Regions from separate parts of the Homo sapiens genome. Here all the other regions are linked to region 1. Evidence: chromatin contacts called from ENCODE Hi-C or POLR2A ChIA-PET data. All regions are on one chromosome and are shown on one strand. Each heading gives the region's core, a stretch centred on a gene start or an enhancer-like site at or near the end of the contact. The rest is flanking DNA. Distances are from core to core; before and after follow the strand shown.

Region 1 (4,890 bases), core at 337-2,836:
CCTCACTTCTGTTTTATGGTATCATTACTCAGAATAAACGACCTTATATACGTTCTTGTCTCCAACTTTGCTCTATTATATGGGGTGGAGTAGGGAGATGAAACCCAAGCTAAGTAAGATAATGACCATAATATATCATTCGAAGAAGGATACTTGTGAAAGTAAAGGGAGGCTCTATTAATAATTTCACTGGATTAATAGGCATAAATCAGAGCTGTCCTAGCACATCAGGATGTATAGTCTTATTACAGGTAGGAAACTGAGGTTCCAAGGGGGTGGGAAGTCCTCCTAAGAGGAGGGGTCAGACTGGAAGCTACACAAAAAGAGGCAGAAATGTCCCTCCGCCTCTTAATCGGAGCCTGGGGAAACAAACACACTCGTGCAAAATCTCCAAAGAGGTGAGCTCTTCACCCTGTCAATTTTATCTGCCTCGTGAACCCCAGGGCTCAGGCTCCAGGCCCGGGCTAGCTCACACAACAGCAGAAGGGCCTTAGGTCTGGGCACTGAGCCAAAAAAAGGGAGGCTGTGGTCCCTGCTTTGGTTACCCTGCCGGGTCTGAGCGCCAAATCGGATCTCCTACTTCTCTCTCCCTCCCTCCCTCTGTTCCTGGACTGGGGGCAGGCCCTTCTGCTAACAGAAAGCCTTCCAGTCGGAGAAAGCTCTGACAGCCTGCCGCGATAAAGGGCCCTGGGGGCGTGAGGAGAGCAAGGGGCTCAAAATCAGAACCCAGCGTGACGACAGTGCCTCCATGACTGTGCTCCCGCAATGCGCAGGCTCCATGTCCTGGCGCCCGCCCGCCCATGGACCCGGCGGGGGCTTCCAGGCTGGGCTCAGCCATTACGCCGGCGTGCGGGGGAGGAAACTCGCCTCCCGGGCACTCGGTTGTCTCCTGCCCCCGCCCCTCCCTCCGATCCGGGCCCATCTCTGACGTAGTGTGACCTTGCTCATCCCTTCCAGGCTGTGGGCCTGTTTTCCCTGTGCAAGATGAGGGTCCTGGCTGTCCTGAGGACGCTGTCCGGGCGCCGCCAGGGGTGACCGAATTCAGCTCTGCTAGGACTGTTGGGAAATGAGCTCCCTGTCGGCGTGTGCCAGCCGCCTGCGCGAGGCGCCACAGGAGAGGGCGCGCTCCTGTCGCTCTGCCGCCCCCAGAAGTTTCCCGGGAACCGACTCCACTGACTCGCCCCTCCGCGCCCCACGCGTGGCAGCCTAAGCTCAGCCTCCAGATTGGAGGAGACCGCGGAGGGAACCCTGCTGGGGTCTGGGCCCGGGGCCACGCGGCCCGAGCAGATCGAGGGCCGACCCCTCCGAGAACTCGCTCTCTGGCCTCGGCTCCTCCCTTGCGCCCGCCCTCCCACGTGGGGCCCAGGTCTGGGAATCAGCGCTCGGGGGTGGCTGGGGACAACCGAGAACGAGCTTCTTCCCCGGCACGCGGGCGGAATGGCTGAGCCCAGCCTGGAAGCCCCCGTCAGGTCCTTGGGGGCGGGCGGGCGCGCGAAGCACAGGGCGGAGACAGCCGGGAGCCCAGCCTCCCGGGCTGGGCCGCCCTCCCCTTCCCCGCGCCCGGCCGGGGATGGGGGTGTGGTCCCAAGTGTACAGTGGCATCAAGCTCAGCGCGAGCTCCCGGGAACGCTCCAACGCCTTCAGCCTGTTTCCCAGGAACGGTCCCCGGCTTCGCGCCCCAATTTCTAACAGCCTGCCTGTCCCCCGGGAACGTTCTAACATCCTTGGGGAGCGCCCCAGCTACAAGACACTGTCCTGAGAACGCTGTCATCACCCGTAGTTGCAAGTTTCGGAGCGGCAGTGGGAAGCATGCGGGACTACGACGAGGTGATCGCCTTCCTGGGCGAGTGGGGGCCCTTCCAGCGCCTCATCTTCTTCCTGCTCAGCGCCAGCATCATCCCCAATGGCTTCAATGGTATGTCAGTCGTGTTCCTGGCGGGGACCCCGGAGCACCGCTGTCGAGTGCCGGACGCCGCGAACCTGAGCAGCGCCTGGCGCAACAACAGTGTCCCGCTGCGGCTGCGGGACGGCCGCGAGGTGCCCCACAGCTGCAGCCGCTACCGGCTCGCCACCATCGCCAACTTCTCGGCGCTCGGGCTGGAGCCGGGGCGCGACGTGGACCTGGGGCAGCTGGAGCAGGAGAGCTGCCTGGATGGCTGGGAGTTCAGCCAGGACGTCTACCTGTCCACCGTCGTGACCGAGGTGGGTGCCAGGCCGAGACCGTTGACCCGGGAGTGCCTGACCCTCCCTCTGCGTCAGCCCCCCTTGAGACTCCCTGCGCAGTGCCCGGGTCAGCGCTCCCCTCCCCCTCAAACCTGCTGTTCATACTTCCAGCAGCGGGTGTGCACCCCAAGAAAGAATAGGACTCACGCGAGGCGCATTCCTGGGTCGTTTCTGTCCAATAAGGAGGTGATGGAGAAAGGAGTTTGTCACCAACTGTCTTTTCATTTCCGATTTTCACAACAAATGAAGTTTCCTAAGAACCTAGATGTTGCGTTGGGGGAAGCGCAGCCCCAGGCTACCCAGACGCACTGCCTGAGTCACCTTCCTGCCAGGCATGGGAGGAGGGGTGTGAGGGACCTTGTTACTGGGCAGGGCGGGGCCAAATCTTGTCTGTTCCCTGGCCACAGACTTCTGGAGGCATCAGGAGGTGTACTGCCGTACCATATACTTGTGAGGTTTGGGGTCCTTTCCTGAGGCCCCAGTTTCTCTAAGACAGCAGATGGCCTCCTGAGGCTCATTGGGTGCAAGGAAGCACAGAAGGCGAAACCCCAGCTGGAAGCCCTGGCCCTCAGGGACCTCTCTGAGCACAGGGTGAGTTGGCAGGCAGGGGCTGTAGCCCCTCAGCACCCTGCGTGGTTAGTGGCAGGTTTTCTAAGTTCCAGGAATGAGGATGCACACACACTTCTCCCGCTTTTGCTGCTTCACATCTGGTAAGGACCTGGGTCAGGATACACCTTTCTTCTGAGGAGAGCATCCTCATGGAGCTGTTGCCTGCTATTGGTCAGGCAGGTAGGATTTCCCTGCTGCTAGTCCCTCCTCTGCCTCATGCTCCTCCCAAGAAAAACCTGAGTGGCCTCTGCTAGTCCCTTATCCCTTTCCCTCAGCACGGTATAGCGGTCATCAGACATTGTGTCTGGCCTTGTGCTGAGCACTAAGGTGTGGACATCTGGTGTGTGGAGCCTACCCTCAGATGCCCATGGGGCACACTGGCTGTGTTACTGAGAAGGCTAACATTAACCCTGGTTAGCAATAGGGTTCTGGAACCCAAATTCAAGTCCTGCCTTGCTTGCTATGTGACCTGGGATAAATAAATCACCCTCTCTGTGGGACAATAGGTGGAGGAAATACTCCAAGAAGGGGTGATATGATTTTAGCTGATTCTGAAAATGTGAGCAAGACCTGTCTAGGCAAGAGTATGGGAAATTCAGGTAATGGAATTCTCATATATCGGAGTGGCTGGAACTCAAGGGATGACAGATATGACAAATGAGACTAGAAATGGCCACAAGGGCTAGTTCATAGTGGCCTTCTATGTATACTGAGGAGCTGACTTTATTCGGAGGACAGTGAGAAAATAGTAAGCATTCTAAGGCCAGGTTCGTGCTTTTGGAAAGAGCTCACTCTAGCTGCTATGATAAACAAGAAGACCAGTGAGGAAGTTTTGAAACTCTCCTCTGCAAGAGAATGGTGGCCAGCCAGGCGTGGTGGTTGTCGAATCTGTGGCACCTGTGGGAAGTGGGCTCAGCCCAGGGACTGCCTTTGGATCCCCCAGCATTGGCACCATACCTACCCTGGGCCCTAAGGTGGCCATGCTTCTCTGGATTTGCTTCCCTAGCAGGGGCTCTAGTGCTTGCCCACTCCCTGCCCACAGCATGGCCTGGGAGCAGCTGAGACTGGGGGCCAGCTCATCCCGCGTCGATTCCTGGAAGTGTTATCAGTGCCTGTTATGGAGGCTGGACCCATGAGTGGCAGCCTTCCCTGGCAGCTGGGCTGACCTGTCTGCTTTTCCATTGCTCGCTGGTTTTGTTCACTGTAGGGCGTGAGGGGTGAGTAGCTGCTGGCCTCCAAGTCCATAGCTACTCATGTTGTACGCTGTTCACAGGGACCTCTAAGGATGTACATCATCACACATTCACACACATGCACCAGGATTTGCTTTTTTTGGCAGCTTTTCCCTTCCTGGCTTCCTTTTTGAGTGGTGGAAGTAAAATAAAAAGCAACTAGGGGCTGGGCACAGTGGCTCACGCCTGTAATCCCAGTACTTTGAGAGGCTGAGGCGGGCAGATTACTTGAGGTCAGGAGTTTGAGACCAGCCTGGCCAACATGGTGAAACCCCGTCTCTACTAAAAATACAAAAATTAGCTGGGAGTGGTGGTGCACCCCTGTAGTCCCAGCTACTCGGGAGGCTAAGGCAGGAGAATCACTTCAACCTGGGAGGCGGAGGTTGCAGTGAGCTGAGATCACACCACAGCACTCCAGCCTGGGTGACAGAGCCAGACTGTGTCTCAAAACAAACAAACAAACAACAACAACAACAAAAAACTGGGCTCTGGTGGTTGGGAGGAGGAGGGAAGGAAGCAAGTACCAGGGTAAGCAGGATGGATGGATGGCTCTCCCCCAGAGGGGCGGCAGCACACAGAGTTCTGGAGTCAGACTCAGTAGAGGGCCAGTTTTGACTCCACTGCCAACCACCTGGCTGACTCCAGGCAGGTTACATCACTGATGAAAGCCTCAGTTTCCTTGTCTATAAATTGGGGGTACAAGCGATGAAAAGAGGCTCAACATCACTAATCACTAGGGAAATGCAAATGAAAATCATAAGGAGGTACCACTTTGTACCCTTAAAAATAGTTACTACAAAAAGAAAAAAAAAACACCCAGAAATCC
Region 2 (4,890 bases), core at 735-3,234, 190 kb before region 1:
CACACAGGCTGACACAGTCCTGTCTTTCTAAAGGCAAGGAGCTCTGAGTCCTGTGTGGTTTCCTGAAGGTGCTTCATGAACTACTTCCATTAATAAACTCTTTCATCTTAAATTTTTAAAATGAAATGAAACTGTCCTAGAAAGTTACAGACTGAGTCCCTCACCATTATTGATACCTTGGAGTACATGGGTCTTCCCTTGAGTAGATTTTCTGGGAGCTATTCTACCCACGTCCGTTTGTTGAGATCTTACAGGATTTCTTGCCCCAGTTAAATCTCCTGGGGTAGGCAAAGTGCTCAAGAAGTTGGAATGGGGCTGTGGGGTTCCACAAACAAGGGAAGCACCCAGAGGGCCCAACATCAGTACTCAGGGCCTCCTTGGCTTCTGGCCTGCAGCTGGGGAGGCAGGGCTGCAGTGCTGGAGGGGCATCTCTGTCAGCCTCCTGCAGCACAGGGGCCAGGGTCTGGGGGCAGCAATCACTTTGGTGACTAATAACCTAATCATGGAAAATTACAACTTCCTGAGCTAGGTATATCAGAGGTGGCCACAAAACTCTTTATGATGTGGCCAAAAATTCCTCCTACCACCACAGCCCTTGAAAATAGGTCAAAGACACCTTCTATGGAACTCTCAAAACAGGGCTTAGCTCACACCATCTACCTCCGTCATTGTGCTGCAAACACTGGAGCTTTTGTGAGAATGCTCTCCTCTTCTGCGGTTTGAGCTCAGTTTTGGCTCTGGGCTAATCATCTGTCCTGTCCTACTTGTCTTCCACAAGGGACCGACTGGTCATGAAGGCCATGAAGGCTGTCTGCTGTGTGTCCCTGGAAATGTCTGTCGACAGCCTCTCTAGGCAGAAGTGTTTCTTCTTGTGTACCAACCAAGACCTATAGGCCTCGCCTCATCTCCCAAGCTATACCTCACCACAAAGCAGAACAAGGGTGGACTAAGAACTGGCAGAGACTTATACTTGGCTTTCCAGAGGTCCCAGGTTTGTGGTAGGGGTTCATGAGGCTGGCTGCTGTCTAGATGAGATATGCAGAGTGAGCTCTTTTCCCTGAATGCTGGGCATCCCATCGGTAGTATGGGACAGGGTAAGCTCCTGGCCTGGCTGGCTCCAATGCTGCCTGAGTGAAGCTATGTAACCCTGGGACATCTCTCTTAGCATGCTGATATTTGGCTGCTTCTCTGATAATGGGAGCAGCATTCTCTGGTATGGGGTGCTGTGGAAGACCTAGGGAATGGGACAACAGATTAAAATGGGCTTTGAAGACCCTTGCAGAGGTGACCAGGGAGGCCCAACCTTCTATTTCCTGTGCTCAGGCCTTGGCAGAGACAGAAACCACGAGGCTCCAAGGTCCCCAACCAGTGGGACCCCGACACCAGGAGGACAGGACTCTCAGAGTTCTGTGCCTACTCCTCAGTTTCTTTTGTGTCTGCTGCTATCAGGAGTCCCAATCTACAGGGCTCAATCAGGATGGGATCCTTAGTGTGGCACCTGGGTCAGAAAGCCGCCCCTGCTAAGAGGCTCAGGACAGGGCTAACTGGGAGAAGAGGCCCCACCTAAGTGTCTGCCACCCAAGATGATACTTTTTTTGGCCCAGAAGCCTCATCTGACCTCTGGCCCAGGCCTCAGCCTGGGTGAGGGTGGACATCTCTGTCCTAACAAGATCCTTGGGAGCCTCCAGGCAGTCCCCTTCCAGGGATAAGAGGTCCTGTGTCTGCTTGGCCTAGAGCCAGGCCTGTGCTGAGTCACAGGACTCTGGTGTTCAAGGCCAAAAACAATGACTTAAACATTCTGAAATCCAGGAAAAATCAGCACTGGCTTTCTACCTAAGAACCCTGCCCAGCTAGGCATGAGTTCACCCAGCAAGACAGTGACAAGGACAATGGGAAACTGCCTGTCCCCTGTAGGCAAGAGGAGCAGGGGGCTAAGCCTTGAGCCTGAAACCAACCCTGAAAGATTCTTTAAAAACCCCATATCATTTCATCTAAAATTAGCTTTCAGCATCTAAATCACTTCCTGTTACAGAAACCACAGGCCTGATGCTTCAGTCATCACCCTGCCTGCCTCTAGGGGTGGGGTAGGTGAGGTAGGAGTGCTGCACACAAAAAACAGTGACTATCCAAAAGTGACACAGCAGTCAGGAACCCCTTTCCCCACCCCCCCCACCCACTGCAGAAAGGATGGCTAAGCAGGGCCCTATAATGGTGTTGTTGTGGGGACCAGAGCCAATGTGAACATGCATGTGCATGTAGGCAAATATACACACATATGCACACTCCCCTGCATGCACACTATACACACAGACCAGAGCTTTCTCCACTGCCGCAGAGAGACTGCCGTATGGACAGCCCAAGCACGTCTCCGTTGTGCCCCTTCTGAGCACAGGACTCACCAAGAGAGGAGGGCAAGTGTCTGGCCTCCTTGGAGCATCTGCATCTCTGTTTCCACTTCTCTTACAGCCCTGGTTACTTTATGCCTAATTGGCTGTGAGCGAGGTTAGCCCAGCACTTGGCACTTGGCTCTCACTCATTGTTTCAGCCAACATTGCCAAGTGTTTCCTGTGTGCAGAAAACCAGGTGGTGGCCGGATTGAGGATGTGGAGCAAGTCAGAGGCCATCCCTGTACACCAAGAACTGAAGTTGAAGAAACCAACTGAATCTCTAAACCAGAGATGTCCAATCTTTTGGTTTCCCTGGGCCACTTTGGAAGAAGAATTGTCTTGGGCCACACATAAAATTCACTAACACTAACAATAGCTGATGAGCAAAAAAAAAAAAAAAAAAAAAAAAAAGAAAGCAAAAAATCTCATAATGTTTTAGGAAAGTTTACCAATTTATGTTGGGTCACATTCAAAGCTGTCATGGGTAGTATACAGCCTGTGAGTCATGGGTTGGACAAGCTTGCCTAAACCATCCAGAGAGCTCTGTTCTTCCTACTGCCTCAAGCTAAGCCCTGACCCAAACCTGAGACCTGGATTGAAGGATGCCAGCATCTGTGCACAGATAAACTGCAGCCACAGAAGGAAGACACTGATCATCTGTCACAAACTTGGTGAGTCATAAATAGTGCCACCTAAACCATGAGATAAACTGGGGGTGCACCTGGAAACCAGGTAGCCCCCCTCAAGGGCAGGGGCTTTTGTATTATAGGTCTGCTGCTATTCTCCCAGTACCCTCAATGGCACATGTCATGTAGAAGAGTCTCAGTAAATACCTGGTGGGTGACAGAATGGAGGTGGGTGATTCTGTTGATGAGCAGGCTGGCACCGATGAGCATGGAGTATCTGCCAGCCCTAGGATGGTGCTGTGTCTGTGTCCATCCACTGTATGGTTACAAGAACTCAAGGTACCTGGGATCCCTCAGTCCTCACAGACCAGCTCCCAAGCTGGGCACAAAAGACAATGTATGTTGAGTGTTGTTTCTGACATGAGACTACTGGGACAGTAGGTGTCTGCCTGCTCCAGTATGAGGGATCCCACTACTTTGTCACTGGATGGCTTTGGTTGCAGTGGTTTTCTAACCAAAGCACAATGACCCTTCAGTGGGGTCAGCTTCAGCAAGATAAAGGCCTGGCCTGAAACAGGTGTCTTCTATAAGAAAGACAGAGTTGTGTCCATTATGCCTCTCTCGCTGCTTCCTGGTAAAGGGACCTAGGCATCCCTGGGTGACTGGAATGCCTGGTGACCACTTCCATCCACCCCCATTAGCTGCTGCTAAGGTACACATGAAGTATCTTAGGTTCCCAGAAAGAGAACCCCTGTTGAACAGTAACAAGCCCCAGCACAGGGTGCTAATGATTTATCTGCTTTCACATTTGAGCGTGCTTTCTTGGAAGTGATGGAGAATCTTCGGCCTGAAGATGTGGAGGCGCATGCAGAGTCCTGAGCTCCCCACAGGCAGCTTAGGTGTAACTGAGAAGGAGCTGTGAGCATATCTGGCTCTCCAGCTCCCACAGCAAGCGGGGTCCACCAGTATTGACATGGCTCTTGTCTGCATGATAAGCTGGACCAACAAGGCCAGGGCTCTGCCCACAAAGCTAAACTAGTATGGGGACTTGGCACTTGTCCCTGTCAGGGGAATGGTAAGCATTTTCGCACAGACTAGACATATTTTCCAAAGGCCTGCTTTAAATCAGGCCTTATCTGGGCACTGAGGATACAATTAGGAAGAAGACAAAAGTCTGTCTCTCAACAATGGCATATTCCACTGAGGGAGACATGTAATTATAATACCAGATTGTAAGTACAAAACTAGAGAGGTATTAGAAAAAGACAGACATGGTGCTCTCGGTGCATAGAGAAGGAACATGCCACCCAGCCTGGAGGCTAGGCACAGTTTTGGTGAAAATTTTTACTGAGGTAGAACTCAGTAGGAATAAGACATTACCAAATTGAATTAAAAGAATAACAGATCATGATCAAGCAGGGTCATTCCCAGGAATGCAAATTTGATTATGGAAAATCTACCAATGTACTTCTCCACAATAATTGGTTAATCTAAAGATGATCATCTCAACAGAAACATCCGTTTATGAGAAAAATTCTTTGTCTACTAGGACTACTAGGAAGCATCCTTAATAAGATCAAGAATTATACCAGAAACCGGCCAGGCGCAGTGGCTCATGCTTGTAATCCCAGCACTTTGGGAGACAGGCAGATCACTTGAGATCAGGAGTTCGAGATCAGCCTGGCCAACATGGTGAAACCCCATCTCTACTTAAAAAAAAAAAAAAAAAAAAAAATTATCCGGGCATGGGAGTGTGTGCCTGTAATCTCAGCTACTCCAGAGGCTGAGGCACAAGAATTGCTTGAACCTGGGAGGTGGAGGTTTCAACGAGCCAAGATTGCACCACTGCTCTACAGCCTGGGTGACAGAGTGAGACT
Region 3 (4,890 bases), core at 1,655-4,154, 160 kb after region 1:
CTGGAATGACTCGAGGTGACTGGAATAACTGGGAGTTGGAACAGCTGGGGCTGAAGGGTCCACTTGTAAGATCGTTGTTCACTTGGCAAAGAGAGCTGGAAGGCTGGGCTCAGCTGGGACTGTTGACCAGAGAGACTACACATGATGTCTCCAGCACCATGGCCTGGTCATTGGACCTCTTACGAGGCACCTCAAGTCTCTGGTGTGAGTGTTCTGGCCAGCAAGACAGAAGCTGCATGGCTGTGTATGTCCCAGCCTTGGAAGTCACATAGCTCATTTCCACTGTAGTCAGAAATCCACACAGGTTCAAGGAAGGAGACACAGACCCACCTCTCCATTGGAGAAATGTCAAAGAATTTGCAACCATCTTTTAAATTCACCATACCCTCATCCAGAGTGATATATACCTGGGGTGGGGCAGGGCAAGGTAAGTGGGTGGGACATTGAGTCCCACGCTTCATTCTTCAGACTTTTCCCTCACCTCCCTGTTTTCATCCCTGTATTCATCTGCCCTCCCTCCTGCCTGTCTCTCTCCTGTTCAGTGTCTTTGTCTCCAGCTGTGTGGGGCAGGGTGTGGAGGTGAGACCTGGGGAGGATTTCAACCAGTTTCCTCCATTCATTACCCCCACAGGCTGCTGTACCTCAGCCCCACCAGCCACAACACCTGGACTCCCCAAGTCTGAGCTCCTCCTGCAGGGTTCCAGGGGTAAAGTGGCTTGCCTCCTGTCAGTGTGCCCCTCTGCAAGCCCTTCAGAGCCTAGCTTCCTCCATGTCAGTCATTATTCCTCCACCTGCCTCCCAGCTTCCTGTAGTTTGGGGAACTCTTTCAGCCACTCATGTCTCCTTTACCATTCTCTTTGCCTTTGAGAGTTAATACCATTTGGTTGGTTGGTTGTTTGAGACAGAGTCTCGCCTTGTCACCCAAGCTGGAGTGCAGTGGCACAATCTTGGCTCATTGCAACCTCTGCCTCCTGGGTTCAAGCAATTCTCATATCTCAGCCTCCCGAGTACCTGGGACTACAGGCATGTGCCACCATGCCTGACTACTTTTCGTATTTTTAGTAGAGTCGGGGTTTCACCATGTTGGCCAAGCTGGTCTCGAACTTCTGATCTCAAGTAATCCACCCTCCTCATCCTCCTAAAGTGCTGGGATTACAGGCATGAGCCACCGCGCCTGGCCCCATTTGATTTTTTTAAGAGACAGGGTATCACTTCATCGCCCAGACTGGAGTACAGTGGTGTGACCATAGCTCACTGCAGCCTCAAACTCCTGGGCTCAAGTGATCCTCCCACCTCAGCCTCCTGAGTAGCTGAGACTCCAGGTACACACCACCACACCCAGCCAATTTTTTTTTTAAGACAGGGTCTTGCTATGTTGCCCAGGCTGGTCTTGAACTTCTGGACTCTAATGATCCTCCTGCCTTGGCCTACCAAAGTGCTGGAATTATAGGCGTGAGCCACTGCACCTGGCCCCATTTGATTTCTAGACTAGCATTTTAGTGGTGCTTCAGGAGAGAAAGGAAACTAGGAGTGTAAATAACTGATGTGTTGAACTGGAAACCCTGTTGTACCTCTCTTGTATGGATCTATCTCTACATTGTGTTATAGTCTTCCCTGCCCTGTAACAGCTCTGTGAAGCAGTACAGTGACATTTAACCTTCTGTTGATCATTCAGAGTCCTCCTTATGAAAATACTTGTTTACCTTGGAATTATTAAGCTATTAAGCTATTACCTTGGAATTATTAAGTAAAGCTATTTGTTCTTCCATAATGAGGACCCCAGTCATTTTGCTGGGATTCTTTAAACCTTTCTTCGTGGCCGCCTCTGTCCCTGGCTGCCTTTCATCCTATGTATTTGTGGTGAGAGTGCCACATTACAGCACGTTAGCTTCTGATGTACTCTTTTCAAATGGCCAGCCCCGGTGACTCTGCCGGGCATTGTTTGTTTGCCACCCCCCCACACATCCCTGCTCCAGTTGATTTTCTGCTCTTTCCCACTCCTCCCAGGATTTGACCTTTGTGGATTCCATCAGCCAGGCTCCAGGTCCCCAAGCTTCCAGTTGGGTTTGGCCAATTGAAGACCCCTCCCCTGACCAGAGGTTGGAGGCTGGGAGGGGAAATGGGAGGTGCTTTATCCCCCCAGCTCCCTCCCTTGCCAGGTCTCAGGTCAATAGTGCCTGTGTTTTTCACCCTAAAACCACAGCTCCTGCCGGCAGTCCCCTCCTACTGGTCTCTCTGGGTTCCAGGAGCCCTCCCACCTCCTCCCTGGGGATTGGTGGTCACAGCTCCCACTGTTGCTGGCTGCAGGATGCTTCACCTTTCCTTGAGGGTTTCTCTTCATCTTGCTCACCCTTGGAAACGGTCCTTTCCTCAGTCTCTCCTGTTACCAGTGGAGTGTGCATCTGTTTCCTGCTGGGACTGTGATCAATACAGCAACCTTTTCTGATTTGCATCTAAAACAAGGATACTCAAGCAGAGAGGGTATCAACATTTAAAAAAATAAAACAAGAATAAATAGTCCCTGAGTGAGCCCTGAGAGACTCTCTTAGGCGAGAGTCTGGGTGTGAGCTTTGTGACTTCTCTAGGCTACGCAAGGGCTTTTGTTTGTTCATGTCGATGTTTTTAACTATAATGCAGATAATAGAGGGCAATAGATTAGTGACTTCTGTACTTACTGGAGTGATTTGAGAAGGAAAATAAGCATGTAAATCAAGGGAAGCCAGGATCACTCACTCTCCTGGTCCCAGTCAGCCCTCGTTTTTGTTTAATTTGTGTATTTCGAAGCACACATATCTCTAGGGAAGAAAATGAAATCAAGAACTCCTCCTGGCCACCGGTTTCCTGAAGCATGAAAAGGAAGCATTTCATAAATGCTTTGTAAAGAAGACAACAGGAAGGGGTAGTGTCACTGGCTGGCAAGAGCTGCTGTTGTGGTATTTCACAGACAAGGGAGGTGACGTGGCACATGGGGGCTGAGGTCCCAGCCAGAGGCCACACAGGCACAGGCCTCAGAGCCCAGGCCTCCCTCTGGCCTGTAGACCCTCAGCCCTACTGGACAGGAGGAAAAGGCCTAGGGGACATTGCCCCCATTTCACAGAGAGGAGGCTGAAGCCAGTGAAGCAGAGAGTTGCAGCTTCAGTGGGGAGACACTGTTATGCCCCGCCTGTCTTATTCATGCTTCTTTTACCTGTAGGGATTTTTTTTTACATGGCTACCCTTGAGTGATAGAGCCTTCATCAGCTTAGCTTGTCCTCTTGCAGCCTACGCCACTCTGTGCCCTTTAGCCAAGGAAGCCCAGCTGAGGCCCCGCAGCGTCCCTGCCCAGCAGAGCTACAGGAGGCCCGAGGCCCCTTCCTGTTCACTCTTGCTCTATAGACGCCACGCTGCAAAGCAGATGTGCAGGGACACCACCTGAAGACCCAGCCTGCAGCTCAGCCCTACACACTGTGGATGGTGGAGATCCCAGAGGGCCAAGAGAAGCTTATTGAGACTTCTCTGCACTGCCCCTCCCACAGCAGGAGGTTCATGGCCCATGCATTTCTGGGAGGGTTGACAGGGCCCAGGTTGTGGAATACCTGTCTGTGAGCCCCATGTCCTGTCTTGTCCCAGCTGCCTGTAGTTTGACAGAGTATGCTAGAGGTCAGCCATTGCTAGGGAGGCTGCCACTAACCACACAGAGAGGAAGGAAAATTCTCAGCCACAGCACTTAGAGCTGAGCCTGACATGGTCCTCAGCAAGATGTTGCAAGTTCCTAATCTGAACACAGAGGCCAGGGAGTAAGCATCATCTGGAGCCCAGAGCTGACTGTCATTACCCACAAACATAAACACCCTGAGTCTGGCCTTCTCCCCACCCTGCCGAGGTTGTCAGAGCCTCAGCACTGGCTCTGCCCTGGGTGGCAGCCCCTGGGAAGCCCAGCTGCCACCTCTCTACAAATGGCCCTGTAGAAGCTGTGCTCAGTGATCCACTTCCTGGGGGGGGCTGGGCCCACCTTGTTGCCATTACACCCCATTACAAACTGATGCAACCAGCTTTCAACAGACACTGCCAAGGAAGATACACATTACAACAGCATGCTGCAATACCTCTGCCTGTGCAAGAGACTGACCCACATCCAAAAAATGGACATCTTCCCACCCCAGTGTCTCACTCCACTGAGCTGGAAGTGGCCTTTGTCAGGACCCTGTGAGGTCTTGAGTGGATCTGCTTTTCCCAAGATATTAAACCAGTGACTTTAAATCCTGGCTGCATATTACCATCATCTGGGATATTAAAAAATACTGATGCCTGGATCTTGCTCCCACCCAAAGAGTCTGACTGAATTGATGGGGTTTTCAAACATTTTTTAAGTGTTTGTTGAAGGATGACATACATGCAAAAAAAAAAAAAAAAGCACAAACCATAAGTGTAAAGCTCAGTGAATTTTCACAAAATGAATTTACCCCGAGTAACCAGCATCCAAATCATGAAACAGAACATCACCAGCAACCCCTGGTACCCCTTCCACTTACTACCTGGCTCCAAAGGCTAATGTCCATTCTGGCTTCTAATGGTGTACAGTCATTTCTCCTGTTTTCAAACTTTATATGATGTAAATGGAATCAGGCAGTATATATCCTCTTGTTGTGTTTGTGAGATGATTCATCCAAGTTGTTACTTAGAGCTGCAGTTTATTCACTCTTCTTGCTATAGAGTATTCCACTCTATGGATATTCCTCGATTTATCCATTCTACTGTGATGCATTTTTGGATATTCGAGTTGTTATTTATAATTCGGAACTATTCTGACTATTGCAATGACATGCTAGTGTGTATTTTTGGAGTACATGTATATCCATTGCTGGGGAAGCATGGGTATGAGTATGTTCAGCTTTAGTACCTTATGCCAAA

What was found. Hi-C counts contacts between places; a loop is a spot of excess contacts on that map. ChIA-PET counts read pairs that join two places held with the same protein, here RNA polymerase II (POLR2A). Pooled maps may share reads with other maps.
Region 2: a pooled map shows a loop between it and region 1 (10-fold over the local background). The contact joins the enhancer-like site here to the promoter of SLC22A4 in region 1. A Hi-C loop is called at or near these places in 9 of 50 pooled maps. POLR2A ChIA-PET finds 5 or more read pairs at or near these places in 3 of 52 experiments (PC-3, activated CD4-positive, alpha-beta T cell and activated naive CD4-positive, alpha-beta T cell).
Region 3: a loop to region 1 is called in a pooled map, with 4 times the contacts of the local background. The contact joins the enhancer-like site here to the promoter of SLC22A4 in region 1. A Hi-C loop is called at or near these places in 7 of 50 pooled maps. POLR2A ChIA-PET finds 5 or more read pairs at or near these places in 2 of 52 experiments (HEK293T and WTC11).

The regions. Positions count from the first base shown.
Region 1 is chr5:132,292,808-132,297,697 of GRCh38, forward strand. It overlaps SLC22A4 (solute carrier family 22 member 4), which reads left to right and starts at 1,587. Exons shown (of 10, transcript NM_003059.3): 1 at 1,587-2,202. The coding sequence starts at 1,810. RefSeq lists enhancers at 560-1,178, 995-1,044 and silencers at 1,275-1,634, 1,705-1,754.
Region 2 is chr5:132,101,772-132,106,661 of GRCh38, forward strand. No RefSeq gene overlaps it. Among named protein-coding and RNA genes, the nearest start is that of CSF2, 30 kb to the left of the region's middle. RefSeq lists enhancers at 1,625-1,919, 1,698-2,077. Within about 2 kb of position 1,985, at least 30 of the 41 ENCODE cell types and tissues checked have a DNase peak (open chromatin) inside an H3K27ac peak, as active enhancers do; they include PC-3, where a contact is called at or near this core.
Region 3 is chr5:132,453,752-132,458,641 of GRCh38, forward strand. All of the region lies in intron 3 of CARINH (colitis associated IRF1 antisense regulator of intestinal homeostasis), which reads left to right. Among named protein-coding and RNA genes, the nearest start is that of LINC02863, 29 kb to the left of the region's middle. RefSeq lists a silencer at 2,191-2,383 and enhancers at 2,662-3,332, 3,333-4,002, 3,930-4,159. Within about 2 kb of position 2,905, at least 30 of the 41 ENCODE cell types and tissues checked have a DNase peak (open chromatin) inside an H3K27ac peak, as active enhancers do.